Regions from separate parts of the Homo sapiens genome. Here all the other regions are linked to region 2. The links are chromatin loops, found by intact Hi-C in ENCODE. Cell type or tissue: PC-9. All regions are shown on one strand. Links, peaks and the distances in the headings refer to the core of each region. The heading gives the core; the rest is flanking DNA. Region 1 has its middle 160 kb from the start of CEMIP2. Region 2 has its middle 89 kb from the start of CEMIP2. Region 3 overlaps CEMIP2 (cell migration inducing hyaluronidase 2).

The links. Peaks named below come from ENCODE experiments on the same cell type or tissue, not always from the same donor. Only the 100,000 strongest peaks of a DNase experiment are listed, where the experiment ranks them.
Region 1: it touches region 2 in a loop (6-fold over the local background); 14 of 110 quality-filtered maps call a loop at or near these places.
Region 3: a loop joins it to region 2, with 5 times the contacts of the local background. A loop is called at or near these places in 20 of 110 quality-filtered maps.

The regions. Positions count from the first base shown.
Region 1 is chr9:71,601,949-71,608,963 of GRCh38, forward strand. No RefSeq gene overlaps it. Among named protein-coding and RNA genes, the nearest start is that of CEMIP2, 160 kb to the right of the region's middle. In PC-9, for the core only: CTCF peaks have their summits at 2,708 (motif pointing right) and 2,907; no DNase peak of the experiment used is centred there.
Region 2 is chr9:71,675,896-71,682,734 of GRCh38, forward strand. No RefSeq gene overlaps it. Among named protein-coding and RNA genes, the nearest start is that of CEMIP2, 89 kb to the right of the region's middle. In PC-9, for the core only: no CTCF peak of the experiment used is centred there; DNase peaks (open chromatin) are centred at 2,436, 4,496, 4,886, 5,916 and 1 weaker place; H3K4me3 peaks cover 723 bases; H3K27ac peaks cover 5,000 bases.
Region 3 is chr9:71,755,571-71,762,585 of GRCh38, forward strand. The region is part of intron 1 of CEMIP2 (cell migration inducing hyaluronidase 2); the gene reads right to left. Among named protein-coding and RNA genes, the nearest start is that of CEMIP2, 9.4 kb to the right of the region's middle. RefSeq lists an enhancer at 1,279-1,922. In PC-9, for the core only: no CTCF peak of the experiment used is centred there; DNase peaks (open chromatin) are centred at 2,931 and 3,411; H3K4me3 peaks cover 1,421 bases; H3K27ac peaks cover 1,610 bases.

The sequences.
Region 1 (7,015 bases), core at 713-5,712, 75 kb before region 2:
ACATGTACCCTAGAACTTAAAGTATAATTTAAAGAAATGAAATTGTCTCTTTTAGAAGATTAACCCAAGTTTACAAAATTTTCTCTTTTTTAACCGCAATCTCAGCCAAAAAAAAACCCACAACACAGCCCTTTTTGGATATTATTTGTTACATATACTACATTTCTTAAGCAAGTTAAAATAAAATTATTTCTGCGAACTTTTTCAGCATTGCACTGGTTAAAAATACAGCCCATTGTCTTTTCATGCTATGTATTTTTTTCCCTTGGCTTTAAAATATTGGGAGTTATTTTCAACTACTGAATGATTGATCAAGGAAAAGCACTCTTTTCTCTGTAATATGAAGTTTTCAAGTCAATATTAATAACTTCTTTTCCATATAATTTTAGGACATCTAATCTCCTCCACAAATCTCTGAAAATAGCCAAAACTCAAAGTATCAGGAGGAAAAATCCGTATCAATAGCAGTATCTTCATTATGTTTCATGTTTTTTAAAATTTACCAAACAGTTCTCATCTTAGCAAGAGCCTGGCTAGCTTGTTTATAGAACATTTTGTAGTTTGCTAGTTTGATGTTGCTAGAAGTGATTCAGAAATGTGTGACATTGAAACTGCCTTTGCATAAATTATAACAGAACATGATGGTAGTAAAAGAGATCTGATCTAACCCACTGCCCTCCCCATCTTGCCTTTCCCTTAAGAATTCCTGGGCTTAGGCTAAGCTAACTTTGGTAGACATTGAATTTATAGTTCAAATGATAATAGGACTTTCACAAAAACTCAACCACCTTTGTATAGATAACAAAAGGCCCTCATGCTAGGGGGAGGAGAGGAAACTGAATTCTGCTAAGGTGTAGACTGGTCACAAAATATGCAAATTTACTGTTGTAGATTGACCTTTTGAACTATCTTTTCAGGTTTTATATACATGTGACACCCATGACTCCACCTGGACTCACTGACTGATGATTTCACACTTCCATGCCCCACCTAGAAGCACCTCAGTTCTAGAGGACAGCTTCAACAACCCTATGGTTTCATCTTGGACCCAACAAATCAGCAGTAAGGCCTAGCCACCCCCATCACTTCCCCCAAACTGCCTTTGGAAAAAAACCTAACCTACAAGCCTTCAATATGATTGATTTGAGTAATAACTCTGTTCTTCTCCCACATGGGGTGGCTGGCCTCACGTCAATTAAAATCTTTCTTTACTGCAAAAACCCAAATAGTCTATTCATCTACATTATGGAAATTAATATATTTTGCTCTATAAACTGGTTCTTGGCATTCTCAGCCATATTCACTACTTTTTTTTTATTATCTAGCACCCATGAAGCTATTAAAGTAATTTTTTCAAGATTGGGCATTTTATTCCAGGGAAAGTATTTGTAATAGATTCTAATTTATGAATTTATTCAAATTTAATATCTGTAGGCAGGATCATCTCTGGATATTAAATACTTGGAAAGTTTATATTCCATGAAGTCAGAAGTCTGACCTCTAAGCATGGGCCTACCACTTCTCGGCCTGGTGATCATGAGTAAATCAGTTTTCCAACCTGCAATTTTTAATTTGCAAAATGGAGATGATGGTAATACCTACCTCATAAGACTGTGGTGAAAATTTAATAAACTTATACATGTAATAAGCCAAACATAGCTCCTGGCATATGTAGACATTCAATAAATGCTATTTTCAAAGAAACTAGGGGTGAATAATTTTACATCTTTAAATAAGGAAAGTTTTTCCATGCAATGGTGCTAAAGCCAGAAACCATAAATGAAAATATTACTGTATTTAACTGCATAAAACAAAGTTTTTAAATAACAAACACATTGCAATCAAGGATAAAAGATAACACCTGGAGAAAAAGATTTGCAACATATGTGCCAGGAAAAGGGTAAATACCCATAGTGCCTCAAGTTCTTATAAATCAGCACAAAAGAGAAAGAAAAAAGGGTAAAAAAAAAATGAATAAACAATTTAAAAAGAAATAGGGCTAGTAAATATATGAACAGATGTTCAGCCTCACTAGTAATCAAAGAAATGCAAAAAAAACAACAGATTGGTTATAATTAAAAAGATGGACAAAGCCCAGGATTTGCAAGTGTGCAAGCAATAGGCTGCTCTCACACACTTCTGGTAAGTATATTTATTGATCTAGTCTCTTTGGAGGGTGATTTAGTGATACATTCCAAAGTTCAAAAGATGTAGTCTCTTTTCTTTGTTATGTTAATGTTTGAATACTCTACACATTTCAGTATATTACTAAAATATTCTATATAAACATATTCTATAATATTTTATGTATTCTACTATCAGACAAAATAAAGCTAGCTTCGTTTTGGAAAATTAAAGTAGTTTCCTTCCCTTCTTCTTAGGGTTTTTATGAAAATAAAATTATATTCTCTTCCATATGAGATCTCAGGCAGCCTTATAGGGAGTGAGTGGTCATTGCGGTAATGATTGCTAATATCCCTGTGGCAACCTGCGGATTGCAAAGTATGCCACTTACCTTAATCTTACAACTACTGAACATAAACAGAGCTGGAATTATTACTGATCCCTTATAAATGATTATGAGCCTCAAGCCTCTTTTAATTCCCAAGTCAAATCAGGCACTGCCCCAAAGACTGTTCAAAAGAGGAAAATGGCCAATATTCAGGGACCTGGACCACCTTCTCCACTGGCTATCCCCCAGGGGGCGCTCAACTGACAGTAAATTAGACCTGCAAAGCATCTTCAGGCTCTCTTGCCTGTGGTTCCTTTACCATCTGTTGAATGGTAAAGAAAATCTCTCCTCATTTCAAGTTTATAAAACAAGTCTTTTTTGTTGAAGCTCCTTATCAGATCTGTCCATGGGGCATGAGAATTTTCCCTTTATTCCTCATAAGGCTTGAAATTTTCTTTGTCATCTATGCTCCCATCAGAAATTATGCTGGGAAAAACTATGACTAGGCAAATGACCCTGTAGTGATTCCAGACATCAAGTTCATGGAACCTTCACCCTTGCCCCACCTCCACCCCTCCATACCCATCAGGCCACCTTCCTGCATTAGATATTCAATATGATTATCCGCTTTTCTTCTCACAATGGTTTTTCAAGAAGGGATGTGAGAAAACACACATACACACACATACACACACACACACACACACACACACAGCTTCTGAAGCTCATTTATATCATAGCATAAATGATGCCAACAGCAACAGCATTTCATAACCATGGAACCAAAAATGCAAGGTAAAATAATGAAGTTATTGTAGGTGAGATTTCAGGGTATTCAAATATTGACAAATCATTTTGAGGTGGGTTATTTCTCACATCACATGAATAATGATGGTGCCACATAACATAAGTCCAGAGAACCTAGGCCCAGCTTTAGCTAGACGTAGGTATCTAAATTCTGTTAATCAGTAGATTCTGAAAGTTAGGGAATTTTTCTGAAATTCATTCTAATCTTCTCTATGGGACTTTATAATCTCACCGGCAATTGTTTGACTGTTAATAGCTGATATGAGCATCAAGTTTAGGATGTTCTAAAAGCCTTAAGGGACTTGAATAGTTTCTAACAGCTAGAGAAAAATATGCCAATGTACAGAAGTAGCAACTTTCTGGCCTGAAAGAAATCATAGTAATTACTACAAAAGAGCTCTATTAATGAAATCCTTCATTTTTTAAGTTAACAAATAAAGGTCAGGTATACTATGGTGTAATAGCATGGAGTTAATGAAAATAACAATGCAGGCCTATACTTGAGGACATAGAAAGCTGTCCATGATATTTTCAAGTAGGTTACAAAAATATGACTACTACAGCCCCTTTTTTGTAATGTAATAAAATAGGGGCCAGACGCCTGTAAATCCCAGCACTTTGGGAGGCAGAGGCGGGTGGATCACCTGAGGCCAGGAGTTCAAGACAAGCTTGGCCAACATGTTGAAACCCTGTCTCTACTAAAAATACAAAAATTAGCTGGATGTGGTGGTGGGTGCCTATAATCCCAGCTACTCAGGAGGCTGAGGCAGGAGAATCACTTGAACCCAGGAGGCGGAGGTTGCAGTGAGCTGAGATCATGTCATTGCACTCCAGCCTGGGCAATGAGCAAAACTCCATCTCAATAATAATAATAATAATAATAATAAAATAGGGTTTTATTTTGGAGAAAGAGGAATTAAAGTGGTATCTTTTCATTCTCAATAATCCGTAGTTCCAAGTCATCCTATATCTTTAGCATCAAGATCCATGTTGTATGACCTTAGGGAGGCTCCGACAGAATGTAGAATGGACACTCCTTCCAATAGTAGGAAGCCACCTGAGACTGCTCCTTACAGAATAATGGTTAAAGAAAGAATAAGGTAACAAGGTAGAGGACACAGATTCCCAGGCCTCCTCTATTGGGCTGATGCCTCAGAGAGGAGGAGGTGAGAGCCCACCTGGCAGATAGTTTGAAGAGAATGCAGAAGACAGAAGGACTTTTTCTCTGCTTCCTTCAAGAAACACTGAATTGCTGCAATGTTTTCCTCTGTACTTTTAAAAGAAAAACTTCAGCCAAATTAAATTTAAAGTTTAATTGAGCAATGAACAATTCACGAATCAGGCAGCCCCCAGAATCACAGCAGATTCAGAGAGACTCTATGGATGCCTCAGGTTCAGAACAAATTTATAGACAAACAAAGCAAAGCGATGTACAGAAATTGGAAGTGAGGTAGAGAAACAGCTGGATTGGTTACAGATTGGGGTCTGCCTTATTTGAACACAGTTTGAACACTCAGCAGTGTGAGTAGTTGAAGTATGGCTGCTGGGATTGGCCAAGACTCAGCTATTGTTACCGGCACATACTCCTAAATTAGGTTTTCAATCTTGTCTACCTATTAAGTTAGGTTACGGTTAGTCCACAAAGAGTCAAATATAGAAGTACAGAGTCCTTGTCAGGCCATACTTAATTCACTTTAACAATTCTTAATAGGCATCATATAAGAAGTGAACATACTGTTGGAAAATAAAAAAGACAGATGGCCTCCATTGTATCCAACATACCATAAGGGCAAAAATGAACACACACAATTTTGTATGTAAGAATTGGGGGTAAATAGAACTTGCCCAGTAGAAATGAAAAAAGTAGAGCGAGATAAATAATGTGGCATATGACTTAGAGGAGATGATCTTCCAACTTGATCTGGCAGCAAACTTTTCTCCCCTATAGTAGATAGATGCTCCATCTCAATTCAATGCCCTAGCCACTTTTTGCCAAGAGAAATTGACTCAGTTCTCTAAACTAGACAATAGGCCATCTATAGGTTTCAATTACTCACAACGAGTGGTCTGATGAGTAGAAAAAAAAGTGTATTCAGTGATCAACTCAAAGAAGAATCTTCCCTAAGGAAATTTTGATTAGGATTCTCTAATAGCACAGCCAAAGAGAAGATCTAGAAAAAGCAGGCTATGATTAGCAAATAGGGGAGATAAAAAGGATGAAAATCTCATGGTTTGAATTTGAAAACTGCTTATGTGCCATTTAACACAATAATATGTTGCCAAAAACAGTCAGGCTGTGGAAATCATGACCTGTAATCATCAAAAATAGAGCTTATGTTGTCTTCAGCCCCAACAAATTTAAATTTAGGACAGATGATATTTCTAGCCTCATCTCAGCCAAGTCAAAGAGATTGTTTTCCTAATTGTTCCTCGAGTATGCTTTTCTAAGAACGAAAACCTTTACAAATGTAATTGACTCTTCTAACCAACTGGAGTTGCCAGTTGGTTCTGAGCCGAAGGCCATGTCCAGGGAGTTCCGTAAACTTTGTTCCGTGCCAAGTATATAATTCTGGTCTCTAAACTTTCACAATATGCTTTGAGAAAGTGGCAAAACAAAGTGAAAATTGTTATGCTGGTTAAAGCAATTGCTCAATGGAGCCCAAAACTTGTGGAAGAAAATCTTAGATTGAAAACCTTAGATTCCGACTTCATGGATATGACACAGACCATGGTACTATAGTGGGTACAGCAGCCTCCAAGACATCTGCCTGCTAAGCTAATGGAACAAAGTTATCCAACCATGAGACTGGGAGTTAAGACTCCTGACTTTAATTCTGACATATATGATGTATTTGACACACTCTTGCTTCAGTTTTTTTAGACATCACCATCAAATACCATTTTAATTGTTTGGAAATCCTCCAATTAAGGCGCTCTGTGATTCTATTTTCCCTTTTTGGAAATTCAACAAGGGCTTAGTCACCTACATTATTACAGAGGACCAAAAGTTGAAAAGCTACAATGGAAAATACTTCAAATATCATTGTGTGACTGCTTAAGCCAGGCTTAGTCTCCTCTTTTGTCCAATATTAAAAGCATTTCTTTTTTCTGATCACATGGTCTAACAGAGAGTGGTAATTTCAAATAAGAAGTATTGTCGGGCATGGTAACTCACGTCTGTAATCCCAGCACTTTAGGAGGCCGAGGCAGGCAGATTGCTTGAGTCTAGGAGTTTGAGACCAGCTTGGCCATCATGGTGAAACCCCATCTGTACCAAAAATACAAAAATTAGCCAGGCACATAGTGGCACACACCTATAATCCCCACTACTCAGAAGGCTGAGGCATGAGAATCACTTGAAACCGGGAGGCGAAGGTTGCAGTGAGCCAAGATCGTGCCATTGCACTCTGGCCTGGTCAACAGAGTAAGACTCTGTTTCACAAAAAGAGAAAAATATAAATAGTAATTGAAAACTGTATAACAACATAGTACTATGTCCATGTTGCAAAATAAAACAGGCAGATGAGATTTAGCACCTGCCTACAGGAATCTATAGTTCATATATTTGAGTTAAATGCATTTTGCACCTACTACATGACAACATAGGCATAATCCCTGCCTTAATGGAGCACACAAAATGGTGAACATGATCAATAATTAAACAAGCAATTACAATGCATCATATATGTGGTGTGTTAGAGGAAGCCCAGCATGATGTGAGAGCACAAGCAGGCACCTCAGATGAACTTGGAAACT
Region 2 (6,839 bases), core at 1,840-6,839:
AACCTGGAAATAGACGTGTGACAAAGATGGCATTACAAATGGAATGGAAATGTCTATCCTGTTCCTGTCCCACCATTGTGTTTGGAAGCACATAACATATTTGATTTCACAGGTTCACAGCTGGAGATAATTTGCCCCATGATGAGTCATACCTTCAGTCTCACCTATATCTGATTTGAATTATATTTAGATGATACTTTGGACTTAGATTTTAAAGTTGATGCTGGAATCAGGTAAAACTTTGGGGGCTACTGGGATGAATATACTTTTCATGTGAGATGGAGTTTATTTTGTTTCACGGTGTGAGGTAGGGATCTAATCACATTTTTTTCCATATGGAAAACCAATTTTTCTCACATTATTTATTGAATAATTTATCATTTACATGCTGATTTTTAATGCCATCTTTGTCACACATCATTTCCAGGTTCTCTGACTCATTCCACTAGTTAGGTTGAAGGGCAGATTTCTAGGTTTCAACCCAAGATTCTAACGCAATCCACCTAGAATGGAGTCCATAAATCTGCAATTTCCATAGTTCTGATGGATATTGGCCATAAACCTCACTTTAAGAAACATAATCCTTGGCTTTGGTAAACAAAAGAGAATGCCAGAGTCCAGGGAAGATGATATTCTTTAATACAGGGTAGCCTCCCCTTTATAACCTGTTCTTTTTCCAAGTGGTACCTGAAACCTTAACATCCACTATTCAACAGCCCATTTCAATGCAACTTGACTCACAGAAGTCTGACCACAGAGAGAAGCTAAGCCCTCATTCCTTCTAAACTTAGAAACTCATACTAAGCAGGTGGGTATATCTAAGTAGCTAACTTCCCCATGGTAATTAACAGATTTAACTTTTCCCTTGAAGCAGGAGTCTACCTACCACACACACCAGTGTAACATTATTTTTGTAGCCCTCAGCAAGATAATTACATTAGTACAACAAATGAACTCTCAGACTATGAGAGCAACACACACACACACATACACACAAAGTAACAAGGAGGGCAGAATTTGTTTAGAAAAATATTCTCTCACTGAAGCACACTCAGAAATTCAATGAATAGATAGAGTCCACTGGCTCTGACCTGCTAGTGGAAGAGCAGAGATGGTAGGAAAACTGAAAGAAAACCAAGGTAGAGTCACTGTTCTTCCTCCTCATTTTTTACTTCCAATGTTACCATTCTTTAAGTCTAAAACTCGCTACCTTTATGCTTCATATTAGCCACTTGTCTTCTGTAAACAGATAAAGTTAGCACCAAATAAAAAGAGCCTCTTGTGTTAGGTAGCAACAATAAAAATACTAAATTCTTAATTTAGAATCTGACTCTCCAAAATATCCAACACTTACACTTGTTATCGACTTTAAATCCAATTATTTTAGATAATATTACAGTAAATTATGACTGAAATCAACAAATTGACTCATTTCAAGGAATGTGAAACAACAGCCAGAAAATTTAGATTATCAATATAATCTATATAATAAAATATAATCAATAATTATATTGATTATAAAATATATTGATTATAAAATAAAATATAATCAATATAATAAAATCACACCTTCCCCTCACAAAAATAATTTTATGTTGGTAACTGACCCTCTTCCTGGGGTCAGTTCCTGGAAAAAACTGCACAGGAAGCCCCTAATCCTCATGATTCCTAATCCTGTTTATGTATCATCTATCCACTTGCATCTTTCCTTAACTTTTCTGGCATATGTTTTCAATATAGAGCTGCAACAAAGGAAAGCTATAATTAACAAATCTCTTCCTCTTAGCTATTAAAACAGGTGACTTATAGAAATGCAAGACATTACAAAAAGAAAGAATTTTCCAGTGCTCACAGAGCACAGCTTCCAGGAAGATGTTAGGATAAACATGCTTTCTTGTGGCCAGGACCCTGGGCCTGGAATCTGAGTAGATTATATGTTTCAGAGCCAGGTACTGTTTCTCATCTAGTATCTGTGTTCTGAGAACATTGCTTAAGCTGGAGGAAAATCACAGTATAATCCATGACCTTCCGGAAGGTAATCAGAAGGGATTCTACTCAAGTACAAATACTCATATCCTGTAGATGTACTGACTTCACTACCCAGTGACTAGTTCTCCAGGGTGTGAATTTTCCAGATCTGTAACTTCCTCTACACACAGACGAAATCAGTCTCATATGGAGGTCGATATGCTGCTGGAGGGCAAAAGTCCTCTAAAAGCCAACAAATCAGATATGTCAACAAAAATTCCAGATACACATTACTTTTAGAACTATAAGGTGCTGTGGGCAGATATTTAAAATCACATTGTCTCCCAAGAGACAATTTGTTTTAGACATAAGGACTGACCTGATTTTGAAATACTTTAGCAAGGGCTGAGGATCCTGAGGGTTAGAAGAAAACATGTGAGCAGCAGTGGAGCATGAGTTACGAAACAGTTCTGGGAATGTGGTCTTCCAGTATAACAAGGGCCACAGGAGTGGAACTTGGGCAGTTGGGAGGGGGCAGAGGTGTGACTAAGCAGAAATGGGGCACAGAAACACGGGAAGGTTTGTTGTCAAAGGCACTCATTTTCCAAGTCCTTCAACTCAGCTCAGCTTGTTATATGAACCTTAGCTCTAAACCATTTCACTACATGTTAGCATTTTTTCCTACTTGATAGGAAGGAAAAGTGAAATTGTGTGTGGTTAAAAAACTGAGAGATAGTGGGCTGGGTGCGGTGGCTCACGCCTGTAATCCCAGCACTTTGAGAGGCCGAGGTGGGCAGATTACCTAAGGTCAGGAGTTCAAGACCAGCCTGGCCAACTAGAAACCCCGTCTCCAGTAAAAATACAAAAATTAGCCGGGCGTGTAGCACATACCTGTAATCCCAGCTACTCAGGAGGCTGAGGCAGAAGAGTTACTTGAGCCTGAGAGACAGAGGTTGCAGTGAGCCGAGATCGTGCCACTGCACTCCAGCCTAGCCGACAGAGCGAGACTCTGTCTCAAAAAAAAAAAAAAAACCTGAGAGATAGTTAGAAATGAGATGCTTCTGATCCCTGTTAGTTTATGGTACAGAGGGGTTAGAATAGACAAATTATTAACTGAACTAAAGTTTCCTCTCACAAGAATGAAGAGCTAAAAACTATACATACTAGCAGCAGAACAGGGTAAAGCCACATGTTTTCCACGTTTGTTTGTTTTCCACATTTCATAGCTCCAGTCTGTACACAGCTGATTTGTTGAGTTATGGTGCTAGGGCAACTAAGAGCATGAATGCAAACCTCGTGATGTTCAAACCAAGTCAGTAAATGGGTATTGCCTGGCCTGAGGTCTCATTTTCTAGATACAAGTAACAGCAACAGAGTGTGTCGAAACTAGGGCAGGGTTTGCATCAGGTATCCTCAGTGGTTCCCAAAACTGGCATAATCTTAGAAGTTTGTTTTTTAAAAATCCACATTCCCTAATCCTTAACCCTCAAGACAACAACAACAAAAACACTACTAAATTAGAATTCACAGGAGTCTAGAAATCTAATTTTTTAGAAAACAAACCATCACGTGTTTCTGATGACCAGCCATGTTCAGGAGCCACAGCTGTTCTCATTTAATCCCCCCTGTAATTTCACAAAAGTTACTAATGGATCCACTTTATAGATGAGAAACCTGAGGCTCAGGAGGAAGCTGCTCCTAGGACCACCGCTAAGTAGAGAGCCTTAGCGGAATCAAACCTAGATTGGTCAGCAAAACAACCATACCTACAGCAAGTAACTGTATCAGACACTTTACCCTGACTCCACTTCACTTCCTCTAAGAACTATTTTACTTAAAAAACAACTGACTGCATGCACTCTTGAAAGAGTCAACAAGTTTTGTCATCTTTCTCTCCCATCGGAATTCTCTCATTCTCCTACCCATAGTGGGAGCTAAGGATGTTTCTTGCCTCCTAAGACTTGGAAGTCTTGCGTTCTCCCACATCAGAAACCTACCTGACCCAGGCGCTCCTCCCTCAGGAACTGGATGTTGACAATCAACATGGGCTGATGGGAGAAGGTGAACCTCCCACACCCACCCTCTTCCCTGGCAAGGGTCAATCTCATTATCCACTACTCAGCCACCTCCTGCAGCCCTCCATAAAGTTCATGCATTAAAAGGTTTTTGCTTACAAAGCAAACTGCTTGTATGAAATGATTCATTCTACCTCACAAAAAAATACATCTGAAATTATCAATCAGAGCTTCAATAAATGTAAAATTAGTAAAAAGGGTGGATAGTTTCATCAAAAAGCAAATAAACTTATGTTTTTGTTAGTCTGTGCAGCCTAATTGTGGCCAAATGTACATTTTCCTTCAAAATCCTTAAAATAATAAAACAAACTTGCAGAAAATAAAGAATGGCTGGGATTTCAGAGTAGGAATAACTGTAGCCAAAGGAATCATTGTAGTGGTATTTCAGGCATCATGGCGGGAGGACTTAATCACGGGCTCCAAACCTTTGCCCCAGTAACAGCCACATACTCTGCCCAATATGAAATCTGCCCTAGTCAGAAAAAGTTCTAGGGAAGACTGTGTAGATAGAATCATTAAGGTTAAAAAAAATCAATTTTGTTCAGATGTGTTCTCTGTTGAAGGGAAAGAGGGAAAGGAAGAACAGCCTCACTACATGCTATGAGATGGTCAAACTTTAGTGTTCACAAGAAACATCTGGAAAGCTTGTTATAACATAATATTCCCAGCTTCACAACTCCTGGAAACGCCAGTTCTCCTGTCTGAGCTGGGGCTTGGGATCCTGCATTTTCATCAAGCACCTCAGGCGATTCTGATGCAGGTTTCTTCCTTAAGTTGCTATTTAAAAAATTCTGACAATGTGGTAAGGTTCCAAGAACAGGACAATGAACGCTGGTCTACACTACACTGAGATCAAAGGTTGGTAAACTTTTTCAGTAAAGGGCCTAACAGTACATATTTTTGGACTGACAGTCTCTGTAGCAACTACTCATTTCTACCCCTGCAGCAGGAATTGCCCACAGTTAATAAGTATACAAGAATGAGCTTGGCTGTGTTCCAATAAGATTTGATTTATGGACACTGAAATTTAAATGTCATAGAATTTTCACCACATAAAATATTACTCTTCTTTTTCTTTCTTTTGTTATATTTAAAAACATAAAAATGATTCCTAGCTCAGAATTGCAGGCAGAGGTTTGCCAACTCGGATTTTTCAATTGTGATCATGAAGCCAGCTTTTCTATGGATGAACTTTAAAACTTAATTTTTCATATTTAGACTAATTATTTTGTCCCTCTTAGGAAAATTACAAAAACACATCTATAAAGATGTTTTCTGGTCCACCCTTTGCTGTATTTTCAGATATAACATGTTCACAGCTTGCTATGGCTGATAATTTTGGATGTCCTGTGGGGCACAGTTCCTCATTTAGAAATCACAGTTCAGTCAGTCATTCTCTAAATTTACCACATAAAAATAAAAAGTGTGCGTGCCCTTATCCACAACACCAGGGCCTACTGAAGCATCCTTTTATTAGTTTTTTTCTCAAATTGAAGATAAATAAGGGAAAAACAAAAAAACCTTTTCTCTTCCAAATGACTCAAATGGTCTAGCAAGTCTGTGAACAGCATTTTGCCATTTGTGAGCAAGGAACCAGGAATGGAGTTCCTTTATTTTTTTTCCCTCCATGACCTTTTGTTGAAAACTAGCTTAAATAGTGTCTGCTCACATTTCCAGCACACTGGGTTATAACAGTAATAATGTAATCATAACTAACAGTAATGATACAAATCTGCTGCCCTATTAAAGGTCTTTACCTCCAGGGGAATTTCTCAGGTTATTAAACATTGTTTAATAAGTATCTGGAAACCAAATAAGAATTCCAGAAGTAAGCTCCAACTCTGCATGATGAAATTAACAAACATTGTCATCATTGAATCTATGTATTGTGTTTATCTACTAGGAACAACAGAAAAAAACACTTGAACTAACTAAGCTCATTCCTTCTTACTGAAATGCTTCTCAACCAGACACATCCAAACATGACCTCATCTCTTAAGGAATGAAAACCTACTGTAGTTATCTAAAGCACTCAAGCCTCGATCTGTCACTTCATTACCTTCCCCTCCTCAAGACAAAGTAACCCACTTTAATGGCATGAGGATGTGTTGTCTCTTGATGAAGTTAGAGAACAGAGGAGTCATAAATCCTCTCTTCCCATCCCCGAGTCTAAACATCAGCTTAGAGGCTGCTTTGCAGTCATAGTCCATGAGATGGTGCGTCTGCCTTTCATCTTCTTGCCAGCACTCTCTTCCAGCCTCTGAAGATAATATATGGCATGCTGACTCAGGTGGAGAGGCAGGAATCACAGCAAAGACTTAAACCCTAGTCTGTGGATACATGAGAGCCCTCTGTGTTGCTCGTCAGCTGGCTGATTTGTGGACGACCACATTTTTGGAGCTCAACCAACTGCCTCACCTGATGGAAAATGCTTATGAACTTATAAATCACCTTTGAATATATTTTCTTGGTAGAAATAGAACAGATTGCTAGCTCCCAATTCCCTGAAATGTATATATCAGTGTATAGAACCAATTTAATGATTTGAGAGGACTGAGGACTAAAAACTGTATTAAAAGCTTCTATTAAAAAGAGACAATAGAGAAATGCTTTGTTTAGGGCTGGGAGTTTTGTGAGTAATATAGGAAATGCAAATAAAAATAATAGGTAAATGCAATTTTGTTTTAGTCACAAAAAAATTACAGACTGGAGTTAAACAGTGGGCCTATTATATTAGTGCCGTGGTTCCGAAACCTGGCTGCATATTAGAATCATCCAGGGAGCTTTAAAAAAAAT
Region 3 (7,015 bases), core at 1,187-6,186, 79 kb after region 2:
AATAAAGGAGAGGCATGATTTTAATAAAATTGAGCTATTCTCATTTAATGCTTTCAAACACCACACTATCTCATCCATGAACCCTTCTCAAGTTTCCATAAATTAGCAGGGCACAATGGCTCACACTTGTAATCCCAGCACTTTGAGAGGCTGAGGCAGGAGGATCGCTTGAGCTCAGGAGTTCGAGACTAGCCTGGGCAACATAGTGAGTGAGACCTTATCTCTATTAAAAACCAAAAAAATTAACTGGGCATGGTGGCATGTGCCTTTAGTCCTAGCTACTCACTAGACTGAGGCATGAGGATCACTTGAGCCTGGGAGGTGAAGGCTGCAACAAACTGACTGCACCACTGTACTCCAACCTGGGTGACAGAGCATGACTCTGTCTCACAAAAAAAAAAAAAAAAAAAAAAAAAAAAACCTCTTACAGGATCATCTTACTTTTTGCCTTATGTTTCAGTTAATTTATGTACTTGTCCATCTGCAGCAGACCACAAGCCTCTTGAGACCAGGAGTGATTGGTATTCTCGCAAAAGCTTACATACAACATACAGTAGATACTCAACAAATGATTGTTGAATTTAGATCACAAATTCCTGCCAAGGAATTAAGCAAAAATGCTAGATAGATAGATAGATAGATAGGCTATATATATATGTATATAGGTGTATATATATATATATATATGTATATATACACACGTATATGTATATACCTATATATATATACCTAGCATATATATATGTGCGTGTGTATGTGTGTGTGTATATATATATGTATATACATACATGTAGTTATTGAGGAGGAAACAAATAGTTGAAAAAATTAAGTCCACTTTCATTCAGAAATCAATTTGATTTTGTCTAAGCATACTCCCAAAGAATCTCTTCAACTACAGATTCCTCTCTCTCTCTCTCTCTCTCTCTCTCTCTCTCTCACACACACACACACACACACACACACAAACACACACACAAGAGAAAGAGAGACAGAGAGAGAGAAATTTCCTATTTAATCCTTCTTTGACATCCTTGAGGCTCTGGGCAATTTGACTAATTTCTATATCAGTTTCTCTGATTCAGGAGAAAATTGAGAACAATACTACTTAAAGCAAAAAAAGTCTATGTGTTAATTCTTATAAAATGCAATTCTAGTATGAAAACTAATAGGTGACTAAAAGGTATTATTAACAACTGCAGGAAGGAATTCTAAAGATAAAGAGCAGCAAACTACCTAGATAAATTCAACCTTTCACAATATTTTGTAATAGTTTTAACTACACATTATGAAATGCAGTAGGCACACAGAAAAAAAGAAACATTCCACTCCACTTTATTTTGTTATGTTGACAGCCATTCAATGCTGTGATCAAAGAGAAAGGCTTCTCAACACAGAGAAAGCGGCAGCAGTTCAAAACTAGTAGGAGCTCTTTAAAAGGGATTTTAGTGTTCTTTCAGCTGCTGAGATGTTAATATGCAAGACAAAGGTACTTATCACTTACATGGTGGTTGAGGACACTTGCCCCCTAGGCTATATCATCAGTCCCCCAAATAATCTAGCCCTTCCAACCCAATGCAGAGAAGGTGCCACAGCCACACAGTCCAAGAAATGCATATTGGCCCCATCATCCCCTCATATTGAACAACTAATGAAAATACAATACTTTTGATTCATTTAAGCTCTCTCAAATCACGCCTAGGCTTTTTAAGAAAACTAATTTTTGAATGGAAGATTCAGGCTTGTGGGAAGAGCCAAGAAGTTGGCACGATCTAATCAGGTCAGTTCTTTTTTGATCAAGGACATAATTTTTTAAACAATACTCAACCTAAGGGTCAAGTTACAATTTTTGCTTTCGGAGAGTTTCAGTACAACTGGCCAAAATTTGGCTAAGAACATTTTTTCTTTTATTACGATCTTAGAAGATCTAACACATTCACTAGTATGCCCAAAAAGTAAAAACATGCAGCAAAAAGTAAAAAGAGGAGTGAGCATGAATTATCATGAAAACAGATGATACTATAATTATTTGTACTTTTGACCTAATAAAATATTTAACCAGATTCTAACTGCCTTGAATTTTCAATTAATAATTCCACATTCCCAACCTCCTACTTTCAGGAGAAGAACACAACAAAGAATAACCATCAGGGATCACCATTTAGATCTTCTGGTTTGGTTTGGTTTGGTTTGGTTTGAGGGGAAGCAGGGTTAGGGCGTTTCATTTAGTTTTGTTTTAGATTCAGATTATGTCCATTGACAAACAGTGAACTCAACAAATACCCTGTACATAAAAAAGTGTTCAATTAGAAAATAACCTTAGCAAAGCAGACTTTTTAGGTCCTCTAATTCCGCAAGTTTCAAATAAATAATTAAGTGTGACCAATACTCTCAAGAAGATTATGTACTTAAATAACTATTATAAAGGTTTTCAAAGAGTTTGGGTAGGGAGGAATCTTTCTATACGTAGTTTAGCAGAATATAATGTATCACCTATTCTATTCCCAGAGCACACAGGATAATATACATTTTTTAAAAAAACAACCACTGCAAAGAATTCAACATAAATGCTAGGTCTATACATACAGCTATTTATGAGAAAACGGACATATGGTTGAAACAATTAAGTCAACTTTCATTCAGAGATCTGCTCGATTGTGTATTAGCATACTCTCAAAGAATTGAAAACCCTTAGACCTCTAAACAGGTGTGGGGCCAAGGACCTTGGCCACCTGAAGGTTCACTGAAAAATCAACTCACAAAAGCCAGATCAACAGGGGAAAAGACACAAAACTTTATCTAATGTGTTATACACAGGAGACTTCAGAATGAAAACCCAACCCCCTGGTGGGGTACAGAAGTGTGTAAATACCTTCTAGAAATTGGAGAAAGAATGCAGGCTCAGAGCATGGCCGAAAACAGGTTACAGTAGTAAATCAGGTTTTAGCTGTAAGACAGGTTATGTAAGGAGGCTTGGCAAGCAAAGGTGGTCTTGTTATGTAGATGAACCGAACCTCACAGGTAGCACCCCTGAGAGGAGAGACGGCAAATGTCTCTTTCAGATCTGTAAGGAGTCAGACTTAATTAATCCTTCCTAGAACCGGACAAGAGAAAGCCTGGCTGCATTAATGCATATTTTCTATAGATGCAAATTTCCCCCATAAAAGACTGCTTTGCAGGGTGACTTCTGTTTGCTGCTGTTTGCTGACATCTCAAAATATGTCAAAGAAATATATTTGGGGGTAAAATATTTTGATTTCCTAAAATAGAAGATTTTCCACAGGACATGCCTTCACACTGTCCCACAAGGCGCATTCTCCATTATTTCTTTGCCCTTGTCACAGCGCTTTTGTCTTTTTCCTTCAACTCTCAAAAATCAGTATGAGTCACAATCACCTGCAACTGTTTGGCATGTTTCCAAGAAATAAGACACTCTGCACAGTTAGTTTACTTACACAGATCTTTGTTTACTTTTATTAAGCAGATTATAGCCAGGTCAATGTTCAGAGGTAGAAGGGAAATGCACCAACTCTTAATTATAAACCTCTGCCTATGAAGGGAAAGGACAAGGGACTGAGAACCCCTAATTGTTTATATGTCCCTACCTGCTTTATCTATTTGATCGATTTAGACACATATAAGTGATATTCCCAAGTTAAGCTATTGTTATAATAAACATCTGTATGCATCAGACTTCTAGATTCACACCACGTATCACTCAGATTATCTCCTTCCTTAAAGAAAAAAAAAATCTTGCCTGCCCCAAAAACCTATTAAAATATAATACAGCGAAAGTATAAGAAACTGTGGGGGTCATAGGCTTTTGGCTCCCTGAAAGTTCACTAAAATCCCTGCCATGAGGCAGTTTGATTCACAGGAGAAAAGACATATTTAATGTGTAAGCATGGGAGCCTTCAGAAGGAAAACCCAACTTCCCAATGAGGCACAGAAGTTGTATGATATCCTGAGGTTCCAGGGAGAATGAGGGCTTGGATCCTGGTAAAAAAGGTTATGGGAAGGAGAAGAGGAGGAATTCTATTGAGGGAATAAATGATTACTAGGGAGAATGATTGGATGGGGAAACAGAAATTGACTTCTAGATAGTTCTTTTTGGAATTTAAATGATCCGTGGAGGTAGTCTTTATCTTGAATAGGGCTGTTCGGATGTGGTTAGATTTTTGGTCCTTCCTGCAACGGATAATGAAATAAAAGGGAAAGAAGCAGGGATAATTGTTCTCCTTGTTGGGGGGTACGGGGAGGTGGGGGGGGGATGGCAGGGGGTCAGTCCTATCTTTGTAGTAGGGGAAAAGTCTCTCCAGGAACTTTTTGATCTCTAAAGGCTTTTAATTTAAAATACTCATTTTACCAGGGAAGCCATATATTGCGGTGAAGTATTTTTATTTTCTTCAGAATATTTCAAACCTATAGTCCTAAAAAGACTAAATTTACTTAAAAAAAAAAAAAGATACTAAGCTTTGGATTAGAATAAGTATTATTTAAAGTTGAAAGATTTATTTTCCTGCTTAAAAATTTACTTTTGTATTAAGCTATAGTCTTTTTGCTAGAAAACTACTAAAAAACTATAGTTAGGAAATAAATCTCTGGAAAAACAAAAATTAACTATAAATACTAAGAGTTTGCTTAACCTGATAATAACAAAATAAGAAATGCCTATGGTCTGTATTTAAGGAATTCAGATGAGCAACTTAGCCACAGTTTCACTAAAGTGGCCACATCTTCGGCAAATCACATTGGACTCTCCTGTTAAAATATGAATCCCTCAAAACAAAGAGCTGCTATTTATAATGTTTAATGCCAAAAGTGAACCAAGTGAAAACTTCTTAAAGTGAAATAAATGACTTTAAAGAAATATTTAAAATTCATTCCTATGTTTCTGTCATTTATGCAAGGTAAAGGAGGCAGCTGTCTAATTTTTCTGATCCCAAATATACTAATTAATCCTATCTTTTTCCAACGATGTTAAACAAGTCTATGAGAAGTAATGCTTGACCCTAAAGCCAATGAGGCTGATACGGCCAAAAGGTTAAAATGTATTATCATGCCCAAAAAAAGAAAAACATAAAAGGAAAAAACTGCAGACCTACTACAGACCAAGCGGGGAGGAAGGGTAGCAATTAAGAACAGCTAACACTCTCTGAGCAACCAAAAATAAAAATAAAAAGAGAGCAAAGTACATAGGCCTCTAGGTGGAAGTAAAGAACTAGAAGATAAACTGCAGAGAGATAGATTGTTCTTCAACCCAGAAAATTAGAAAAAAGGGAAAAAGGTCGTTGTACCTACCAGTCATTCTCTATTCCCTTCGGTTTCCTTTTTTCCTATTAATATTTCTCATATTTCTTTTTCTCCTTAATTCTTTTTATTGAAAAGCTGTTCTCTTTTCTCCCTTCCTTCCCAGTGATCCTAGACCATCCCCCTTCGCCCTTGTTCTCAACTGGCTGGGAAGATTCAAGAGAGGCTTCCAACCTGCTGGCAGTGACGGATGGCAGTGCAGAGGCACACAATGGCAAGTGCAGGCGCGTCACCAGCCTTGCAGCTGGCCTTCCAAAGAAAGAACCAAAGTCGAAGTCTGTCCTGACAGAGGCTGATTTAATTAAGGTTATAGCAAAGGGCAGAACTGCCTGTGGGCTGCATTCTCTGCAGAGGGCCAAAGACAATGCATTAAAATACTTCTCAGGAAGAAAAAACCAAGAAAGTTATGTTGGCAAAATGTTGAAAGGTGGGAAAAATGAAAAGACAACAGGGATGTGTTTGAAAAACAAGCAAAGACCTGCCAAAGTTCATGATCTAGTGATGTACAGATACCAAAATGCAATGACAATAGGAAACAGAAGGGGTATGTTTTGATGTGCCTTTCACACTAGAAATATTTCAAATGAATAATGAGATGCCCAGACTGAAATAATCCAAGGCTGTTCAATCCAGCATCATAGTAAAGTTTCTATCAATGGCAGGGCCAGGACCAGAACCCAAGTTGACTATTTCTTTCAACTGTAACACATAGCCTATTTTTAATATAACTTAAACCACTTGGAATAAAGCCTTTTCAAACAGGGCACAAGGTCAGCTTTGAGCATCTCTTATGAGAAAAGGGTTCTGCTAGACACTGGAGACCCAATAGTACAAAAAATAAACATGGTTCCTACATTCAAGAAGCTCACAGCCCAGCATTTGGGGGTAGAAAGAGTAGGGAGACAACACAAGTAAACAAGTAATTAAACTGAATGTTGAGGCAAAGAAGGTGGGCTGAGGAGGTGATTGCTTGAGTTTATTAAATCCCTATGAATGGAATAGAGCTTAATTTTCTAAAAGCCCTGGCAAATTTACTCACCCAAATGTGCACCACCAGACGATTACTAATATCTTTCTTATTTTGCATGTGTAAACTAAAGTCTACCACTGAACTCCGCCATTTAAATGACGACACGTTGCCCAATAGTGACTAAAAAGTATGGGAGGGAGGGGAGGGTGACACACTACAGAAGTCTTTCATATTCTTTGAAAGGGTGTCACCTGCAGGTGAGTTCCAGGCCAGAATATAAAACAGTCATAGTCCCTCTCCTCCTAGGCCACGTGAAACCTAAGCCAAACAAAAGGGCCATCTTACACATTCTCAACAGTTTCCTCTATGTTCCTCAAGACTCAAGGGTGCTACAGAGTCAAAAGGCAGAACTTCTAATGAACAAGTAATTACTCAGCACTAGAGTGGCAGCTGGACTTCACTTAGCCGAATAGGGATACACTGTGGCTAGGAAGAGGTGAACAATGATGTGCACCTGTAGTCCCATCCACTTAGAGGCCGAGGCAGTTGGATGGCTTGAGCCCAGGAGTTCAAGACTATAGTGTGCTAGGACTACTATAGAGCCACTGCACTCCAGCCTGGGTAACCTAACAAGACCCCATGCCAGCCCCGTCACCAAAAAAAAAAAAAAAAAAAAAAACTGGCTAGCAGCAGCATAACAGGCAAACAGGGGCTACGTGACAAGCCCAAGTGCTGCAA